Linked DNA regions of Homo sapiens: region 1 is linked to region 2. A link is a loop called in an ENCODE intact Hi-C map of the cell type or tissue named here. Cell type or tissue: psoas muscle. All regions are shown on one strand. Links, peaks and the distances in the headings refer to the core of each region. The heading gives the core; the rest is flanking DNA.

The links. Hi-C counts contacts between places; a loop is a spot of excess contacts. Peaks named below come from ENCODE experiments on the same cell type or tissue, not always from the same donor. Only the 100,000 strongest peaks of a DNase experiment are listed, where the experiment ranks them.
Region 1: it touches region 2 in a loop (2.5-fold over the local background); 10 of 110 quality-filtered maps call a loop at or near these places.

What each region holds. Positions count from the first base shown.
Region 1 is chr14:55,662,945-55,670,944 of GRCh38, forward strand. It overlaps KTN1 (kinectin 1), which reads left to right. Exons shown (of 44, transcript NM_001079521.2): 33 at 1,011-1,097; 34 at 4,297-4,386; 35 at 7,785-7,865. Among named protein-coding and RNA genes, the nearest start is that of KTN1, 87 kb to the left of the region's middle. In psoas muscle, for the core only: no CTCF peak of the experiment used is centred there; no DNase peak of the experiment used is centred there; H3K4me3 peaks cover 364 bases; H3K27ac peaks cover 3,627 bases.
Region 2 is chr14:55,585,392-55,598,095 of GRCh38, forward strand. All of the region lies in intron 1 of KTN1 (kinectin 1), which reads left to right. Among named protein-coding and RNA genes, the nearest start is that of KTN1, 12 kb to the left of the region's middle. In psoas muscle, for the core only: no CTCF peak of the experiment used is centred there; no DNase peak of the experiment used is centred there; H3K4me3 peaks cover 1,626 bases; H3K27ac peaks cover 3,992 bases.

The sequences.
Region 1 (8,000 bases), core at 1-8,000, 75 kb after region 2:
ATTGAACCCGTGTGAAAAGAGCCAGGACACTGGAGGCCAGCAGATAGCAGTGTCAGTCTTTCCTTCTAGTTTTGCCACTTCGTTTTCTGTGTATACTTGGCTCAGTTTCCTAACTTACTTGAGCTGTGGTTTCCCTATCTATAGAATGGGAATAAATACCTCATGGGGTTGTTGTAACGGTGAGAATTTGTGAACTGCCAAGTACAGTGGTTGGCATATATTAAGTAATAAATGGTGATTATTGGCTTTTTATTTTTCGTTGTTGGTTTTTATCTGTTTAGATTTCTCATTCTGAAAAAAAAGACTGAAATATAGCAGATTATATTTGTGAATGAAATGCTGTTAAAATCCAGATCTCTCAATTTTTAATAACCTCTTTCGCCTCCAAGAGAATCTATTTTATAGCCTTCCAGCCTTCCCCTTTGCTTTGATCAACTAGCTCATACAATTCATGTAAGGTTGTTTTGTGGCATGAATGTTTGGCCATGCCAAGAAAGACATAGGACACAGTGGGTTACTATGGGATTCCTAGGTAGATTTGAAACATGTTAATTGTATTAAACCATAGAGAAAAAACGTTACACTGCAGTGGAAAGTCCTATGAGTGTTATTGGGCCTCGTTTAAACATCACATGAAAAGCTTTTTATAATACTTCTATATTTGCTCTGTCTTTAATCTTCTAATGTTCAATGTACCTGAAATCATGTATGTATTCTTGGTTTGTGTCTTTACTTTTGAATGCTTTCTTCTTTGTCACATGTGCATAGTAATTATTTTAAAAGCTGGCCTATTTGATATATATACTAAAACATGGAAAGTGGGCGTCTTTATTTTCTCATTCAAACTTCTAAACATTGCTTTTTATTTTTTTGCTAATATGCATATTTTCCCATTGAAATAATTTTGCAGTAACCAGCATTTAAATGCAGTGCAAAATACTGATGAAGTAAAAAAGCAAAAATCTTTCAATAATGGATAAACTGAAATCATTCTTTCTAAAAATGATTAGGACCTTCGGGAGAAAAACTGGGAAGCAATGGAAGCATTGGCATCAACTGAAAAAATGCTGCAGGACAAAGTGAACAAGACTTCCAAGGTTGTAATGCTAACTCCTAGAAACAATCCACTGAACAGAGAAAATCTGCAGCTTGTCTTAAAATCAGACTAAAGCATTTACTTTTACTGCAATTTAAATATAAAATCTCCTTATCCATATTTATCATCTCTATCATCTCTGCTTTTTTCATCTACTCCTTGAAGCTTTAATTTTGGGCATGCTGATTTGTTGTGATTACCTGATTGTTTGGGCTTTGTTGAGCACAACTTTAAGCTGAAGAGTCTCAGAAGACCGATGTTAACCTCTTGTCAGACAATATGCGCCTTTTGGGTTGGTTAAGATAACTTTCATGAAAACTTTGAACCAAAGAAATCTAGGTGAATTAACAAACACATTTGAATATGTAGGATGTGCCATAAACTACGTGTTTTGGAGGGCACACCAAGATGTCTCAGATAAGGTAGAGAAATGATCAAAGTCTTAAATACAGGAAAGGCATCAACTTTGGGTGTGTTGCTTGGAATGGTTCCTTAGAGGTGGTGGACTGAAACTTCATGTATTACTGGCTAGCAATGACACATGGCATGTTTAGATGAAATATTACTATCAAGGGATAATTCTCTTGACCAGAGTATGTAAAGTACTCCTGAAATATATAGCCCCCTCTGTCTTCAGAACAATGGAGGACATTCTCCTTGAGCTCAAGTTGTACCATTGGGTGTGAAGATTTCTAATGAATTGTAATAGAGAAGTTGTTTTTAAAGATTGAGAAAATTGAATCTGCCAGTCCAGTTAAGTATTTTGAAAATTCCTGTCAAGTGTAAATGTGAAACAGGGGTATTGAATTTTGCAGACAGGTAAAAGAAAGAACCTACATGATTAATTTTAGCACTATGAAAATATTTTGTGTGCCATGGTACTCTATTGAATCTTTAATATAAGTCTTAGTGACACCTGAAGGAATGTTTAAGCATAAAATAGTTCTGTAAATTTTTTTTTTTTTTAGCAAGTATACGTTTGTAGTTACATTTCCTGTAGCTTAGTGGATTTGTATTTAACTATATCCCTATTTATCTAGCCATAATTTTCAGTAAAGGTTAAATTCGAGATAGCTGAGAGGTATATTGGGACCAGAGAGTAGGAAAATCTAGGTCAGATAGGACATTTCATTATTATTTCACTGGGAGTAGTTGCAATTGTACAGTCATTTCTGTCAGCGATGAGGGTTTTAGTGTGGTTTCTGGTTGTTTATATTACTTTGTTTTTGATGGTTAAGAGCCACCTTTTTGGTTTTATTTTTTTAGTGGGACTGGGTATGTGGGTGCTAATCACACCATTCCTACAAGAAGTTACATGCTACTTGCCATAGGCATTTTTGCATTTTATGATTCTAAAAGAAAGAATTTTTGTGCATAATGCCTTCTTGCATAGCTAAAGATCTACAGAGAATAGAATTGAAAGTCTTCTATATTTCAATGGAATTTAGACAGTCCTTAGATAGCATACGTGTAAAGGGATGTTGATTGACCCAGTGCCATAAATTATGTTGTGATGAAAAGGAACTATGTGAAACACTTTTAGTATTTTAACTAGAAATAAGTTACGGTCAGCTTACCTAAAATGTAAAGAGGATGATATATGCTGTCTTTACAGGATTATTTTTAAAGGCTAAATACTCTTGAGGAGCTACTGAAAGAAACTCTTATACATTTCACTTAAAGATGGTATGCAAATTATAGTTCAGTTTTCAATATTAGATCTTTCCCAGATGTTAAAGTGGAATGGAAATTGCTGTCTATAACCAAACTACTGTGTCAGATGAAAACTACTTAGCTAAAATTGTTAATACCAAATAAAAGTAACTTCCCATGTTTGTGGCTCTTGGTTATGTTAGATACTTTGTTCTTTTAGTTAGTCTTTTTTTTTCCTTGGAAAGTTTTCAAAAAGCTGTTCCTCAGTGTCTCTTTTCCTAACCGGTTTTCTTTAAAGATTAGTACTTTGGTCAAATGATAAGAATTACCTCTTAATGTCCTTGAAATAGCATTAATTATTTTCCTTATTTTATGCAGTTAGGTGTATTCCTGAAAATTAGTGGACTTCATTGAATTATTGAAAATATCCTATTAAAACACCTATTGTAAAAATACTGCTGCTGATCTTTAACAGCTTTTTGTGTGTATGGAAAATGGCAAAATCTGTAGCTGTTGTGTAAATTTTCATGTGATTAGATTTTCTAAAATTGAAGTGTGTAGACCTTGAATCAGTGATAGATTTCAAATTTCACATATAAATGTTGGGGGAAAGATATGGTTGAGATGTTTCTAGCTTGCTTGCCTTCTTGTCACCTGTTGAACTTTGTGACTGTTGTTTTTAGATGATTTTCTTGGCTTGGTTTAGATGTGCATTTTTATAGGGGTCTTTTTTTTCAAGTCTTGTGGAGGTAGTTGAAATGTTACATTTTTGTTTTTGGTGCGTGATAAGTCATTACCCTAATTTTGACAAACCATGGTTTTGAGTTTATAATTGATATCCATTAGACTTGGATTTAATATCAGCACATTTAGACTTAGACATTTGTAATATTTGTAAATTTATAGCAGAGTCCATATACAAGTGTCAGAACTAGTTTTTATGATGTGTGGCATTAGTGAAGTAATATGCCATCAGTTGCTCCTTGTTCTTTCTTTTTCCCATTTATGTCATCCATCAGATTTTGATGGTCCTCCTTGTTTAGCATAAATACTTCACATGACCTTGAAGTTGGAAATAAGAGAGTTACCATTTTAATGCCATGATGTTATATAGTCCATCAGTGATGCATTTTTTAATAGAGATATACCAGCCAATAAAGCTCAGTTGTGTTCCTCCAATGTGTATTTTCTACTATAGGTAGTTTATAAAGTTTTAGCTATAAGAAATGCTTTTTGTGTGTCTGATTTTGAATTGTTCCTGGACAGGCAAATCACTTGATTTCTAAATGCCAGGGAAAATGTCCATATTGTCAGATATTGCTAAGGCATTATTTGATATTTAGGATGCTTTAGAGATTTTGCAGATTTTTTCTTATGGGAGCATTTTAATATCTTAAAGTGGGAAATTTTAATATTTGTTAGTATTAAAAATTTTTTTTAAACTTTTTCTTCCCGTAGAATTATAAAACACTATAGTTTTTTTCTTTTCTTTTTTTAAAAACATTCTGTGATCTTGTAAGTTTGATTTGGCTCATCTTCTGCTTTAGGAAAGGCAGCAACAGGTGGAAGCTGTTGAGTTGGAGGCTAAAGAAGTTCTCAAAAAATTATTTCCAAAGGTGTCTGTCCCTTCTAATTTGGTAAGACTAATTTATTATTTTTTTAACATGATGACATTATTCAAGAAAGGTGTGAATAAGCAACATCATTTGCACTCCACTTGGTTTCAGTAGAGTGCTGATTTCTTGATCTTTCCTATTGTTAAGCTGGTGCTTTTCAGTAAAGATTAATAACTTGGTTCAAAACTCATTTCTATTTACCTGATACTATTGTTTCTATAAAATTTTATATATGAGACATTAGAGGATTAAAAACATCATATTTGGGAAAGAAATGTTTTTTAATGCTAATAAAACCAATATGGTAACATTCTTAATGGCTTTATTTAAAACTTAATTTTAAGTGATTGCTTCTTAGTTTTAGCAACACTTCCTTAATGTACTTGATACTATGAACTAGGCTCTTTACATTTTAAAACTCAAGATTTTTGGTCATCTATTACCTTCTTCAAGCAGAAATCTTACAGATAATATAGAACAACTTGGTTTACTTGAGGTAGTACATGTTCTCCTTTGTTCAGAGAATTAATAATTATTTGAGGGCAGAGAAAGTCAGTGAATGTGCATGTGAGTTTCCTAAAATAGAGTGTAGGGTCTTTTTTTTTTTTTCTTATTTAATGGAAAACTGTTCAACAGTAGAGAGACGAGCATAATGAGGCCTGATGTACCCAACATCTCTCCATAGCACTTATCAGTACATGGCACGCATATAAGCAATCTTCTTTTACCTCCCACCTTGCATTCCCTAGATTATTTTGAAGGAACTCAAACATCAGAGCATTTCTTCTGTAAATATTTCAGTACACATTTCTAAAACATAAGCATTTCTTTTTAAAAAGTGTGATATTACACTTAAAAATACATTCTTAATTTTGTATAGTATGCATTTCTCCAGTTGTCATAAATTGTCTGTTTTATTAAATAATAACTTACTGTAGTTTGTTTTAATCAGGATCCGAATAAGGTCAGTATGTAACTGGTTTGAGACATCTCTTAGATATTTTTTAATCCTCGGGTTCCCCGACTCTTTCTCAGCAACACCCCACCTCCTTTAAAAAAAAAACAAAAACAAAACTTAGTGGTTTCCTATGAAGTTTCCCACAGTTTGGATTTAGTTGACTGCATCCCTGTGGTGTTAGCATGTTCCTCTTTTCTTTATGTATCTTTTATGTATCAAATCTGTAATCAGGAATCTGATTCCTGGTCAGATTAAGGCTCAGTATTTTGGGGGTAGGGTAGAGTAGGGGCAAGACCACTTCATGGGCGGTGGTGTGCACTTTCATGAGGAGATTCGTAATGTCTGCTTGTCTTCCTTTGGCCCATTGGAACTTATTTAGGTTTGTTACCAAGTCGTTTTGACACAATGCTGCTAAACTTTGATAGCTTCTATGCTTTGTGGTATGATAAGGTGCTCCTGATTTATCATATACATTTCCTGCCCCAAACATAGAATCAACTATTTCTCCAAGGAGCTCTGTGGGTGCTAGGGGTGGGGTAAGTAAACTTAATGGCTTGTTCTATTTGTAGTCTGAGTTAAGTATAGCCTACATTTATTTCAAGTAAGGAGAGAAAACTCCTTTGTTTCCATTGTAACTATCGAGGATATGTTCCGATCTGATCAGTTTAGGAGATCTCTACCACTTTTGAGTTGAACTGATGAAATACCTAGCACTGAGTAAACGTATAGATACACTATCAGTTCTAGTGCTGTTGTTAAATTGAACCTAAGAGAAAGGGTTGCTATTAATATATTCAATTTTTTTTTCTTTGTGGCATAACCTGTTTTTGTTTCTACTTTATATTTATGGAAATAATACTGGGGGATGTATTTTTTGGCAGTACTTTATGAGCCAAGAGAATTAATGATTGATAATTTCTGTTCTTCAAAGATTGTATAAGATCACCAGCAGTAAAAATTTTCTTTTCTAACAGCAATACTACCCACTCTCAGTAACCAGATCTTTTTGACACTAGAAATATTTATAAGTCATCATAATAAATGGATGATACTGTTTGGCTTTTGTTCATATACTTGTCAAAAGTTGAATATTTCTGCATATAGTCTACAAGAAATGTACTAAACTTTCTATGTGCTAACATTAGAGTCTGGCATTTTAGGTTTGTAAAGATTTGAAGGACAATAAACTATTTATGTTATAAAATAATAAAGCAATAAGCTTCATTAATATTAAGATAAGTCAAGATAATTAGTAGATATAAAAATATATAAATTTTTTTACTGTTTCCTCTTGCTGTTTTGCTGAGCAGTCAACATAGGAGAGATCTAAATTATATGACCTAGAAGGAAATTTACAAACTTTAAGCAACAAAACTAGTTTTTTATCTTATTTTAATTTATGTTGGGTACCAATAGTTGAAACTGTTAAGTAGGATTCTGATAGTGTACATTTAGTCTTGGTTCAGATTTATAATGTGAGAATGTTAAATAGTGTTTTAAAACTAATTTGATATTAAAGGTATTGTACTATGGAGTGACTCAGCATCTACTTTTGTTTTTTGTTATTTGATAGTTTCCAGAGAATCCTGATTCTGCTGCATATGTAACAGTTTATATTATAGCAGTTAATAAAAATTTCATGAGTTTTTTTCTTAAATTTAATCCAAAGACTTAAAAGAAGGAATAAGAGGAAATTTGATTTAAAGTATGTAACACACAGATACACTTTATCAAAGTGTAAAATTCAGATAAGCATCAATAATTTAGAGTAATTTATTCTAAAATTTAGAATAAATGCCAAAACTGTAATACATGCATATTTACATCAGCTAACCTGTCAGCACAAATTGAGTTTTTGTTGGATTTAAACAAGTGAATGTGTATGCATATCACTTCTCATTAGGATTTTTAAAATACTGAATAATATTTCCTAATTTGAATGAAATAATTTTAGAGTCCTTGGAGCATTTTCACAGAATTTGAAATCCTCCAAATGGAACATCTTTATGAACTCAAAATACTTCACTTTCACTTTATGAACTCAAAATACTTCATTTTTGAGAACTGATTTACCTGGAAACAGTTTTGAAAAATTAGTCTGGGTTTTTTGTGTTTTAAAGATTATTTGTCCTGGTGCTAGTAAGTGGTAGAGGCCAGATTTGAACCCAGGTTTTTCTACATGCAACTGCAGAATTCAGTTGAAAATACTCTTGGTTAGGTATATAATATTTTATTTTGATGGTAGGTACATAGGTCTGTTTTTAGTGCTTGTTTTTCAAAGTGGGTTATGTCCAACTTATGCAGTAGTTACATTCCTCTTTGAAATTTGTAGCAATGTCCTGTTTGTCTGTGTAGGTTTCTTTTATAATTATCTAATTTGGTTATTTTAAATGTTTCACCTGTTTTATTTGGATTTTTTTTTTCTTTGGAAATTAATGATTTTAACTTTTCTCGTCCACAGAGTTATGGTGAATGGTTGCATGGATTTGAAAAAAAGGCAAAAGAATGTATGGCTGGAACTTCAGGGTCAGAGGAGGTTAAGGTTAGTTCAGCAAATGAACTGTTTGTAATTTAAACATAGAAAAAAGAAGCAAATAAGATTTTGTCTTCATAAGCTTGGAAAAGATAAAAGATAATCGAATAAGGCTCTTTTGAGAAAGTGTAAGAAGGTGATTTC
Region 2 (12,704 bases), core at 2,854-10,853:
ATATGTGCACCTTAAATGTTTTCACTTAAAATATTTGATTTTACTTTTATTTGCCTTTTTATTTTTACTGATTTCTTTTCTTAAAATAAAGGTTATCCTGATTTTCCTTTCATAGATTGTACTCTAAAAGCATTATCTATGATTTCTAGTATTGGTTTCTTTAAAGTGGAATGAAAAGATAGGCACTGGGAAACTCTCCAAGTACAAAATCTTTATAGATTTTTCCAGTTATTCATCAAGGCCTTCCAAAGGATTTAATGTCATTTTTATAGAAATAACACCTTTTGACTCTATTTTCATGTTTGATAGATATATAGAAATAAGTGAGTAGGAGAGTAATTGCTAGCCAGAAACAGCTTTCTGAAGACACCAGCCCATGTATTTTTACAAAGGAGGAGAATGTCAGTTAATCCAGTGAGAGATCCTGTAAGACAGCTTCCACTTTGAATAGGTTCCATAGGGGCCGTAGGATCATAGCAGCCTATAATTACTAGAAGAGAATGTTATTTACCCTTATTTCTTTATTTTGACTCTGAGTAACATCTACAATTAGTTTTCAGAACTTATGTGAATTCAAGTAAGTGTACATTGTCTATCAGGAGACATGATGTTACACTGCATTTTCGCTGGAAAATGTGGGACAATTATTATTCTTATGCATGAGTCATTGAGTTGTTAAGGAAACAATCTGGTCTGGTATAATAAGCTGGAAGTCACTAGTTAGGAGACCTACAGGTCTTAGACCTTATTAACTCTAAGGTTTTATGCAAGTTCTTTATTGTCCAGTTCTTTAATTACATAATGTTCTGTGGGGTAGTGGAAACAGCTTGGGCACTAGGGAGCCTGAAGACCTTGGGCTTGAATTTAGTTTTGCTAGTCAGTACCACTTACTGCATGTGTGATCTTAACCTATATTAACCTGCCTAAGGCTCATTAAGGAATTATCTTACCTCAGTAGTTGCCTCATAAGTGATAGCTAACATTGGAGTACATATTTGCTGTCAAACTCTAAATGCTTTAGGTGCATTATCATATCATATCATATTTAATCTTCTCAACAACCTTATGAGGTAGGTACTATTTGGTGAAAACTAGGGAGACAAATAATTTGTTCAAAGACACAAATATCTTTAGGAGGAGCCTGAATTTTAACTGAGGCATTCTGACTTAGAGCCCATTCTTACCCGTTGAGCTGTTTTATAAGAATGCTTTCTGAAGAAAACAAAACGCTGTCCATGTGCAGCTGTCTAATGTTAGGCATTACAAAGCTAAATTAAGGTTATAAGGATCCCCCTCCCCCCCATAGGAATTAGAAGATTAATTCTTAAAACTAGTGATTTAAATTTAAAGACTTGAAGTTTTTCAAGTGGAGAAAACAGTAAAAGCTACTTAAACCACATGCTATAAAATGTTTTAGTTATATGGAAAGCAGTAGATAGAATGTCGTCCTTTTGTTTCCAAGAAACTTTTCTGTTTCATTTCCTGCATATGTTCATTATAAGTTACTCTTGTGTGATCTTATAGACATTTCTTAATGGTTACCTCGAAAACGCCAACTCTGACCCTACCTAAAAATGCATACCCTCCCTATTCTTTGTCACAGCCTTATTTTTATTCATTGCATTATCAGTCACAACCTGATGTTATAATACGCTTATTTCTTTCTTGGTATCTGCCTCACCTACAAGAATATAAATAATGTGAGGCAGGGACTGTCTTGTTCATCGCTGTGAACTATATGTCTGACACCTAGCTAGTGCTCAATTTGAATGAATGGATGGTCTGATGCTTGAAAATGATTGGGACTCATTGAGTCTTTTGCTTTACTTGCCATCCTTTATTAGCATGGCTAACTGAGTGGTATTTGGTATGCCATATAAAGTGAAACTCTAAGAATAAGGGTTTTAGGTTTACTCTTGGGAGAGTGGAATGGAAAACAATTTGAAACATGAATTTCAGCAAAATGGGTGTGCTTAGTCCCAGTTAATCTTGTTCATCAGTAATGTAAGTGTTCTGAGTGGAATCTGTACATAAATAATTTAGTGAATGCTTGTGTTTAGATCTAATTACCTTTTGAAATAAATTTGGACAAGCTAAGCTGTGCACTGAAAACTCCCTAGTGTTCTGAATGCTATGTTGCAGAACGTTGAAGATGTTGCCTTAAATCTGTAATATCCACACAGGTTGAATTCACTTACGTGCCACCAACCTGTACTTGCCTACTTTATTGGGAAGTCATGTTCATTTGAAATGTTTCCGTAATTACTTTACGTAGTTTTCATAATCTGGGTCTCTTGAGGTTGGCTGAATGTCATGATTTCTGTAAAGGGAATTCCTCAAGCTTGTATTTAGTGCTCTTATTTCTGGGTACAGTTTCAGGTGCTGTGCTGGATAATCTTTGTGCTTGGTACTCTATTGCTGGAGAATCATTTCTTAAATAGCTTCCAGTTTGACTAGATGTTTGCTGTAATTTTAAGTTTAAATTGAATCCTTTTGTAAAAGTGGCTTAATTCTTTCACTCTTTTTTTTCTTTTAGTCTAAATAATTGGATTTAGTTTTAACTTGAAGTATTTCTGAGCTTGAAAATTCTGGAGCACTTTTCAAGTAAAAAATACAGCTGACCTTTGGACAATGTGGGAATTAGGGGCACTAGCACCCTGTACAGTCAGAAATGTTTGTATAACTTTTGACTCTCCAGAAACTTAACTACTAGTACCCTACTTTTGACTGGAAACCTTACCAATTACATAAATAGTCAATTAACATGTATATTGTACGTTATATGTATTATATACTGTATTCTTATAATAAAGCTAAAGAAAAGAAAATGCTACTAAGAAAATCATAAGAGACTGTGTATTTACAATACTGTACTGTTTATTGATACCATAAGTTTATATCATCTGTAAGATGAATCATCTGTCTGAAACAGTGAGCAACTGTAACTGCAGACCTCAGTCTAAGTACATATCAAGTAATTCAACTTTTCCTTGTCATGACTTTTCTCTGCTTCTCGGGAGCACTTCCAGCATTACTAGTGGCACTTGGCATGGGTCTCATGGTGTTATTCAGGGTTTACAGTGTTGTGCTAAAAATGATGAAAAATATGCGAGAACTATGATCACTTTTTACTGTGATACTGTTACTGGAAGGACAGAATGCTCATGTGGAGATAATTAGAGTCATGGATAGGAGTCAGGGATACTTCAGACACTTGAGCTCACAGTAATACCAACAGGAGGTGGCCACAAAATTATTACAGTGGTACAGTATGTACTGCAGTTAATTTTATGCAGTTGTGATTTGGTACTGTATCTTGACCTTTGTTTACATTTCCATCTATTGCAAATGGCACCATGTACAGTAACCATATAGGGTCTGGTTTGTGTAAGTTTTGATAAATTTTAACTTTATTATTTGTGTATATTTTATGGTAGTAAATTATGAAATAGACTGGGATCTACATATATTTTATGCATTCATGACATTTTTCTTAATTTTTTTCAATATTTCTAGGCTGTGGTTTCCCTGTGAGTTTTTTTCATATTGTTGCAGTCTCCAAAAAATTTTCCAATATAGTTACCGAAAAAAAAATCTGCATGAAGTGGACCCACACAGTTTAAACCCATAGTGTTCAAAGGTCAGTTATACATTCAAGATTAGCCTTGGAATTATACATAAAATACAGCCGAGGCATTTACCTTGTCTGAGGTTTTGGGGAGAAAAGAAGTAATTCATAAATATAAGTTAGTTGTAAAGTGATGAAAGCCGAATTTTTGTCTGCTCTTTTAGGATTAATTACCTGGCATAAATTGGTAGTTATATTTCATATCCTTTCAGTGTTATGTAACCTTCATTTAAGCAGAAAGTCCTGGCAGCATTCAAAATAACATACTACTTTTGGTATAAAGAGATTCTTTTTTTTGAAACGGCGTCTCGCTCTGTCACCCAGGCTGGAGTGCAGTGGTACAATCTTGGCTCACTGCAACCTCTGACTCACTGCAACCTCTGCCTCCTGGGCTCAAGCGATTCTACTGCCTCCTGAGTAGCTGGGATTACAGGCACCTGCCACCAAATCTCGCTAATATTTGTATTTTTAGTAGAGATGGGGTTTCATCTTGTTGGCCAAGCTGGTCTCGAACTCCTGAAATCAAGTGATCCACCTGCCTTAGCCTCCCAAAGTGCTGAGATTACAGGCATGAGCCACCATGCTGGGCCAGAGATTCTTTAATTATTATTCTTGGTTACTATATTCATCTGATTTCTTTTTTTTTTTTTTTTTTTTGAGATGGAGTGTCTCTCTGTCGCCCAGGCTGGAGTGCAGTGGCACGATCTCTGCTCACTGCAACCTCCGCCTCCCAGGTTCAAGTGATTCTCCTGCCTCAACCTCTTGAGTAGCTGGGACTACAGGCATGCATCACCACGCCCAGCTAATTTTTGTATTTTTAGTAGAAACGGGGTTTCACCATGTTGGCCAGGATGGTCTCGATCTCTTGACCTTGTGATCTGCCCACCTCAGCCTCCTAAAGTGCTGGGATTACAGGTGTGAGCCACTGCACCCAGCCTTATTTATCTGATTTCTTAAGGTAGCTTTGTAATAAGTAAAAACAAAACAAAACAAAAAAAACCACACATACAAACCTAGATATTTTCTGTAAACATTTTTAATAGATTTCTTATTTTAAAGGACTTTTCTTTTTGGGGAAAATTTCTTCCAAAGTAGGAATAACTTTCTACAATTATTCAGTGCTTTTATTGTAATTGTATAAGTTAAGAAGCAGGGAAGCTTATGCCTGTTTGCTTGTTTGTTTTGATTTACATTTATCTCTTCCTACTTGTCTTTTTATTGTTTTATTGAAAGTTGAAACCACTATTAAATGATTCAGACATATAAGAATGTATAATGTATATGTACAGTTTAAAGATTAAATATAAAATGAACATCTGTGTACTGAACACCTGTGTACCTTTCTCTCAGCTTTAAATTTTTTCTTTTAAAATAAAATACGTATGAGATAATATTTTAAGAGTACGTGTAAGATATAAAGACATAATGAACAGCCTTGTATCTAATACCCAGTTTGAGAACATAATCCTTTTTATTTCTTTATGTCCCTTCCCACACTCTAACCACTACCTTTCTTACCTTTGCTTTTCTTTTAGTTTTGCCAGATCTAGTTGTATCCCTATTTTGTTGTTTTGTTGGTTTTTGAACTCTAAATGGAATCCTTCTGTATGAGTTTATTTGTAACTTCCTGTTTCCCCTCAACCTTGTTATCAGGATATTCTTTTTTTTTTTTTTGAGATGGAGTCTCGCTCTGTTGCCCAGGCTGGAGTGCAGTGGCGCGATCTTGGCTGACTGCAACCGCTGCCTCCTAGGTTCAAGCGATTTTCCTGCATCAGCCTCTTGAGTAGCTGGGATTACAGGCATGCACCACCACGTCCAGCTAATTTTTATATTTTTAGTAGAGACGGGGTTTCACCATGTTGGCAAGGCTGGTCTCGATCTCCTGACCTTGTGATCCACCCGCCTTGGCCTCCCAAAGTGCTGGGATTACAGGCATGAGCCACCATGCCCGGCCCAGGATATTCTTTCACCATGTTGTATGTAGCTCTAACTCATTTGGCTACTTCATGTATGAATATTTTACAACCTGTTTCCTGTTGGACATTGGGTTTCTAGGTATTTTTGTTGTTAGTATACACAGTGCTGCTATGAACACCTTGAATAGCATAGGTCTATTTGTTGCACTTGTGTCTCTAGGATAGTGTTTTTTTTCAAACTTTTTGTTACCACTCACAATAAGAAACACATTTTAAATTATGACTCAGTATATTATCAGGTATACTATTCCATGCTGTTCTGTTTCATTAAAACTAAAAACGCTAGTCAAGACCTAAGTTTTATGCTAATCGCTAGTGAGTTGAGACTAGAGTGTAGATAGTTTTGGGGCTTATGACTAGCTAGAAATAGAATTGCTGGATTGTAGGAGACAAGACATTTTCAACTTTACTAGTTAGTGTAAATTGTTTTCTTTCCAATATAAATGTGCCAGTTTATTCCTGTCACCAGTGTATATGTGTGATGGCTCCACATTCTTCCCTATACATGATAATGGCAAAAACCAGTTAGCCTATTGTGTGTGAATTGATACATTGTATGTCTTGCATTTCTTTCTTTCTCTCTTTCTTTTTTTTTTTTTTTTTTTTTTTTGAGACGGAATTTTGCTCTTGTCGCCCAGGCTGGAGTGCAATGATGCGATCTCTGCTCACTGCAACCTCTGCCTCCCAGGTTCAAGCGATTCTCCTGCCTCAGCTGGGATTACAGGCATGCACCACCACACCTGGCTAATTTTGTATTTTTAGTAGAGATAGGGTTTCTCCATGTTGCTCAGGCTGGTCTCGGACTCCCGACCTCAGGTGATCCGCCCGCCTCGGCCACCCAAAATGCTGTGATTACAGGCGTGAGCCACTGCACCTGGCCTTGCATTTCTGATTAATGAGAGAAAACATATTTTCAGAGTTTGCTGGGCACTAGTTTCCTTTTCTCTGAAATGACTGTTCATTTTTCTGTTGGGTTTATCTTTTTGGGTGGCAAGATTTCTTCATATGTTCTGAATACTAATTATTTGCCAATTATGTGTTATAAATGTCTTCCTACTTTGTGGCTTGTCTTCTGACTTTCTTATGGTGTCTCTATTAAAAGTTAAAAATTTTAATGTAGTTGAATTTATCAGTGTTTTCCTTTTATAATTTGTACTTTGTGTCTAGTTTAAGAAATTCTTCTCTACCTCACGGTTATGAAGATGTTCTTGCATGTTGTCTTAAAAAGTTTTATGTTGTCTCACAGTTCTTTCCCTGGAATTGATTTTTGTTTCTTCCCCTTTATGCTGTTTTCTTTTTTCCAAGATTTCCACTGCTTACCATTTCAGTTTTTAAGGGCTAAAATGTGTTTATTTATAGATGCTTTGAAATAATACTTTGACAGTATGGAGTTGTTTCGAGGATTGCATCTACAACTTACTTTTAGAGTCATAAGAAAATAATTGCAGTTGACCCTTGAACAACATGGGTTTGAACTGCACGGGTCCACTTATACATGGAGCAGGATGGTGAAACCTGAGTAGATGGGCTATGGGACTTGACTATGGGAGATTTTGGTGTACCTGTGTGTGTCCTTAAACCAATTTTTGGCGCATACTGAGGGATGACTGTATGTAGGAGTGTTTTGAAAAAGAAACTTTGGATAGTTATTCAATAAACTTTGAAGTCCCTCCTCCAGTCCCTATTTGACATCCTAAGTGTTTTGTAAATATTTCACAGTGATGCCAGTGTTTGCATGTGGTTTTCTTAAATTGTTTTGCACATATATTGTGAAGTAGATCTTTGTGCTTGGTATTTTGAATATGTATGGACAAACTTCTATGTATACAGCTTGTACTTAGAGTATACTTACAGTATGAGGAATCAAATCTTTAATTTTGAAAAATTCTCACCTCTTTAAATATTGCTTCTTTTATTTTCACTTTTCTCTTTTGCTAGACCTGTCTTGGAGGCTAAGTTTATCCCGTGTTTTTAATTGTTCTATCATTTTTTTCTCTTTTCTGTGCTTCATACTAGGTGAATTCATTACTGTCTAGCAATTTACCATTTTATTTTTCTATTTTGTCTAGAGTGTATTGTATCTGTTGAGTCTATATGCCAGTATCTATAATTTTCATATTTTAAATTTGGAATTGCTTTTTCATAATCACCTGTTTCAATTCTCTTTGTTTGGCAACCCTTTTGCTACTTAGAAAACCTCTATCTCCTTCTTTAACATGTTCAAATTTAAAAATCTTTGTCAGACCATTTCATAAAACATCTGGTGTGAATTCGTGTTTTTATATGATTGTTTTTTCTCATTAAATTTCTTGCTATGTTTTGGATTAAAAAAACTGGTTTTAATGTTGGACAGACTCATTATTTTGACAACTCTTGCATTCAAATCAAAACTCTGAAATTTAATCTTATTTTTGAATTTACTAATTGATCAGAAATAGACACCCCCCCCCCAAAAAAAAAAAAAGAAAACTTGTTAAACACTGTGAGGGTACTATCAACAAAATTCACACTGGGAAACGCGCTAGGACTAGCTGCTTGGTTTTTTTTCCCTTCCCAACTAAAAGTTCTAAGAATTGTAAGAAACTGAAAAATAAAGAGATAGGTATAGTACGTGAAAGGAGACAAGAAATATACCAGTCAAGGAATAACAAAATACTTGCAAAGCACTTGGGGAACGTGAACGAACACTAGCTTTGCATTAAGGAATTACTAATTTTTAATTTGCTATGACATTGGATGTTTTGTTGTCTTTTTTTTTTCTCCAGGCTTGGAGCTTCTGTAAAGTTATAGCTCTGGATTTGCAGTGTCATTGTTTTTCTCCCCTCTCCTCCCCTCTCTTTTTTTACCTTTTTATTTTTTTGAAACCTCTCTTTTTACAAGCTGTGCAAATCTTGACCCCTTGGTGTCAGGCGATGAACCTTGTTCTGTTTTGTTGCTGTTACCTTTAGGAACTGAACTATCCAGCCATCTTCCTGGTTCCTTCTTCCCTCTACTGCACTTAAGATATGGGTTACTGTTTTGAATTTTTATTGCATTTCTCACCCAGTACGATGTTTATCTTAGTTTTGAGTTTAGCCATATCTTTTAAATTTCCTTTTATATTCGTGCAAAAGGTTGGTGCAAAAGTAATATTTCACACTATTACTAAGTATTTGGAGGAGGATCCTTATTGGAAGTCGTTATCTTCATTTCTACCTATCTTAGGCTTACTTGTTTTTTGAATCCCAGCTTATGTATCCTGAGTAGTATTCACAGTGTATCCTGAGTGCTCTAGTTCAGTGATCTGTTCCCTTCCTTTGCACAAATCTTTTAATCTTGTTGAATATTATTCAGCTCTACAGAACACATCTGATATTAGCATCACACTAATTTATGATTATATAATAATTAGTTAGACTCTTTAAGCATTGAAATGTGATTCTTGCTTTTGCTGCTTGATCTCACTCATCCTGTGTTTCTTCGTTCTGTTTTGGAGTTGCTGTTCCCACTCAAGCAGAGTAGAGTTTTTTTTTTTTTTTTTTCATTTTTGAGTTTGGACTGGTATCCATTGTTGTGTGAAATATTTTTGCTTGTTGTCTCCAACTTGAAAATCAAATATCCAATGTTTTGAATTCATTCTTGAAAACCCTGCTGCTAATTTAAAAGCTATTAAATGAAAGCCTATTTCCATTAATTTTAGTAGGGAATTATGATGCGGTATTTCATCCCAAACAGTTTTCACACGTAGGTAAATATTAATCTAACAATGAAGACAAATTTGTGTAGGTATAAACAAGTTGAAAGTAAATACACTTTATACATAAAATATAATGTAGTATAATGAAGGCTAATTGTATTTGCCAAAGGAGAAAGAAGATTTGATAGTGGATGGTAGTGTAGTTGGTAGAGTGTCACTTTTTGGGAAGTCTGTTTCTTCTGTACTGTGTTTTTTCACCAATTCAAGCTTTCTGGAGTTCAGAGTTACCTTGCATTCAGTCTGCACTTAAGTTGTCTGCACAGAAAAGCACCACTAGGGCAATAACAAACACAAGTTGTTCACAACACGGGAAATAGAACACATGCAGAAAAGACGGAGTTGTAGGAGCTGGAAGCTCATTGACTTTCTTGCTCTGCATATGTACACGAAGCATATCTAGGTTCATCCAGTGTACTGTATGTACAGTATAGATCTGTTCCATATGATTTACGCTGATGGGAAATAATTACGTTGAATAAAACATTGAGTCTGAAATCATAAATGTTGAAATTTCACTCTATAGAATATTTTGTGTGTGCTTAGGTAAACAGTCACTAATACCAAAAAAGGTCATTGCTTGAAAAGTGGTAATTTTCAAGAGCCATTTTGATGAAAACCAGTTAAATGAACAGCTCATTATGTGGTTAAGTCTGTAGTAGACTTAGTAATGTGGTGTTCCAGCTTATCTGAACTAGTTGTCAGAATTTCTGCTATTCTAACCAGGTAACTCAGAGTAACACAGGATAATACAAATCTTACGTTCTGAAACCTTTAATTGGTTTGCCCTTTGTTCTCATCCTCATATTCAACACATTTGTAAACTGGCAAGATTATCTTTAATTGATTAAAATGTTAGTAAGGTCAGGCTTAGTTTTTTGGTACATTGTTAAGATACTTTCTAAACCATTAATTGTCAACTTTGGGATATTATTGTTTAACCTTTTAAATATTCTTCAATTTATGCCAGTATTCAGCCATGTTCAGGATTTATCAATCTTGTCTCCAAGGATAGCTTGTTTACTTTATTGACTGTTCTGACAAAATCAGACATTCCATAATGTGTATTGGGTTTTCCTGATTTAGTAACCCTTTTATTTAAAAAGGTATCGGAGTGATTTTTTTTAATAGTGACTGGTTTGGCGGCTGGGCGCGGTGGCTCACGCCTGTAATCCCAATACTTTGGGAGGCCGAGGTGGGCGGATCATGAGGTCAGGAGATCAAGACCATCCTGGCTAACATGGTGAAACCCCGTCTCTACCAAAAATACAAAAAAATTAGCTGGGTGTGGTGGCAGGCGCCTGTAGTCCCAGCTACTCAGGAGGCTGAAGCAGGAGAATGGTGTGAACCTGGGAGGCGGAGCTTACAGTGAGCTGAGATCGTGCCACTGCACTCCAGCATGGGCGACAGAGCAAGACTCAATAGCAAAAAAAAAAAAAAAAAAAGTAAAAATAAAATAAATAAATGGTTTATAGTGGATGGCTTTTGATGTGCCTATATTTTTTAGTAACATTGTCTGGATTTACCTAAAATAAATTCATCAATTTTAATTTGACTACTTTCTATTTTTAGTACATGATATTTAATAGCTTTTACTTTTTTCCCCCTAACTCTTAGGCATTTTCTAATAGTGAGGAAAGCAGAAGCCTTTCATGGAACTTGAAATGTAGGATCATGGCAGCTGTGTCTGTTGAAGGCAACATCTGTCTTTGCATGGCTGTTGAGGTGATTGTGTTGTAAACATGGATTCTAAGGATGACCATAGGATAGGAGCCTCTACTTGTGGCTATATTTTAGGTTCTGATAACTGATCATCTTTCATCCTCTTACCTCATATTTCTGTTGTCTGGAAGGCAGTCTTTGCAATCACAAATTTTGAAGGTTCATGGTGTGCTGTGTTTTAATTATGTTAATTACATAATTGACATACTTAAACCAACTTTCAGTTGGTGAAATCACAAGGACTACTTTTTCTTGGCGTTAGCTCCCTAAGGTTCTTAGTAAGATCGGGTCTCTCACTAATTTTTTGCTTAGGTTTCCTATTATTGCGAGTGATGTCAAAAGAATAGAACCTTTTTTTTTTTTTGACAAAGTTTTTTTTGCCACTGTAGACTTAAACTTTGTTAATATATCAAAGCTACACTTATTTCCAATTCAAGGTAATTATATCTGTACTTTTTGATGTTTTTTCTGTCATAGACTCTTTTTGCAGCTTCAAGAATAGAACGTTATGGTGAAGTCCATATCATGATAAAACATCCTTGATTTTGTGTTTCAGAGTACCAGTGAACACAAATAGGATTAGTATATACTGTATATATGAAGGATTATTTTGAAAAAAAAAATCCAAAGGGAAGAACTCACAAGGACCACCTATATAAAGTTATTTATGTTCAGAGAAGTAAATATTTGACAACATTGTGCGTTGGACTCTGTGTTGGGCTCCCAGATAGATGGGAGAACATGTATTTGAAAAGGGGAGTTACTCATTTGGCTTACACTTTTTGAGTAGTATAAGCTAAACTTTGTGTAATAAGTGAGTAAAAGTCTTCAGGGAATGTTTTCTTAAGCCATAGTTCTTAAGGTACAATTTCAGAGAATGATAAACACATAAGATTGTGAATGTATTAAAGCAAATGCCTCTTAATTTCAGTGAATCAGAATGAACATTTCTTAAGTTTATCGGATTCTTCATTTGTACTTGTTTTTAGATTGTGTGTAAGATTTTGCTGTTTATTCACAATTTTGCTGTTTGCGTAGATGTCGAATCTCTTTGCTGTTTCTTAAATAGCAATGATAGGAATTTCCCTGTGGAATATGAACATTAAAATTGAAATGTAGAAGGGCTGGCATGGTGGTTCATACCTGTAATCCCAGCACTTTGGGAGGCCGAGGCGGGCAGATCACTTGAGGTCAGGAGTTTGAGAACAGCCTGGCCGACATGGTGAAACCCCATCTCTACTAAAAATACAAAAATTAACAAGGCATGGTGGCGGGCACCTGTAATCTCAGCTACTTGGGAGGCTGAGGCCAGAGAATCATTTGAGCCCGGGAGGGGGAGGATGCAGTGAGCTGAGATCGTGCCACTGCATTCCAGTCTAGGCGACAGTCAGACCCTATCTCAAAAAAAAAAAGTAGAAATGTAGGTTGTAGGAATGTAGAAATTAAAATGTAGACTACAGAATAGATTGTAAGGTTTAGAAAAAAAAATTCAGGCTTTCACCATTTAATTGGTGTACTTAACTATCTGTGAAAATTTGTCCTAATTTCATATGGCTTTGTATACGGAAGCTTGGAGTAATTGAGGGGCCAGAGAGGGAAAACTCTTTGCTAGCACTCTTCTTTGTGCATTCCTGAAAAGTTTATT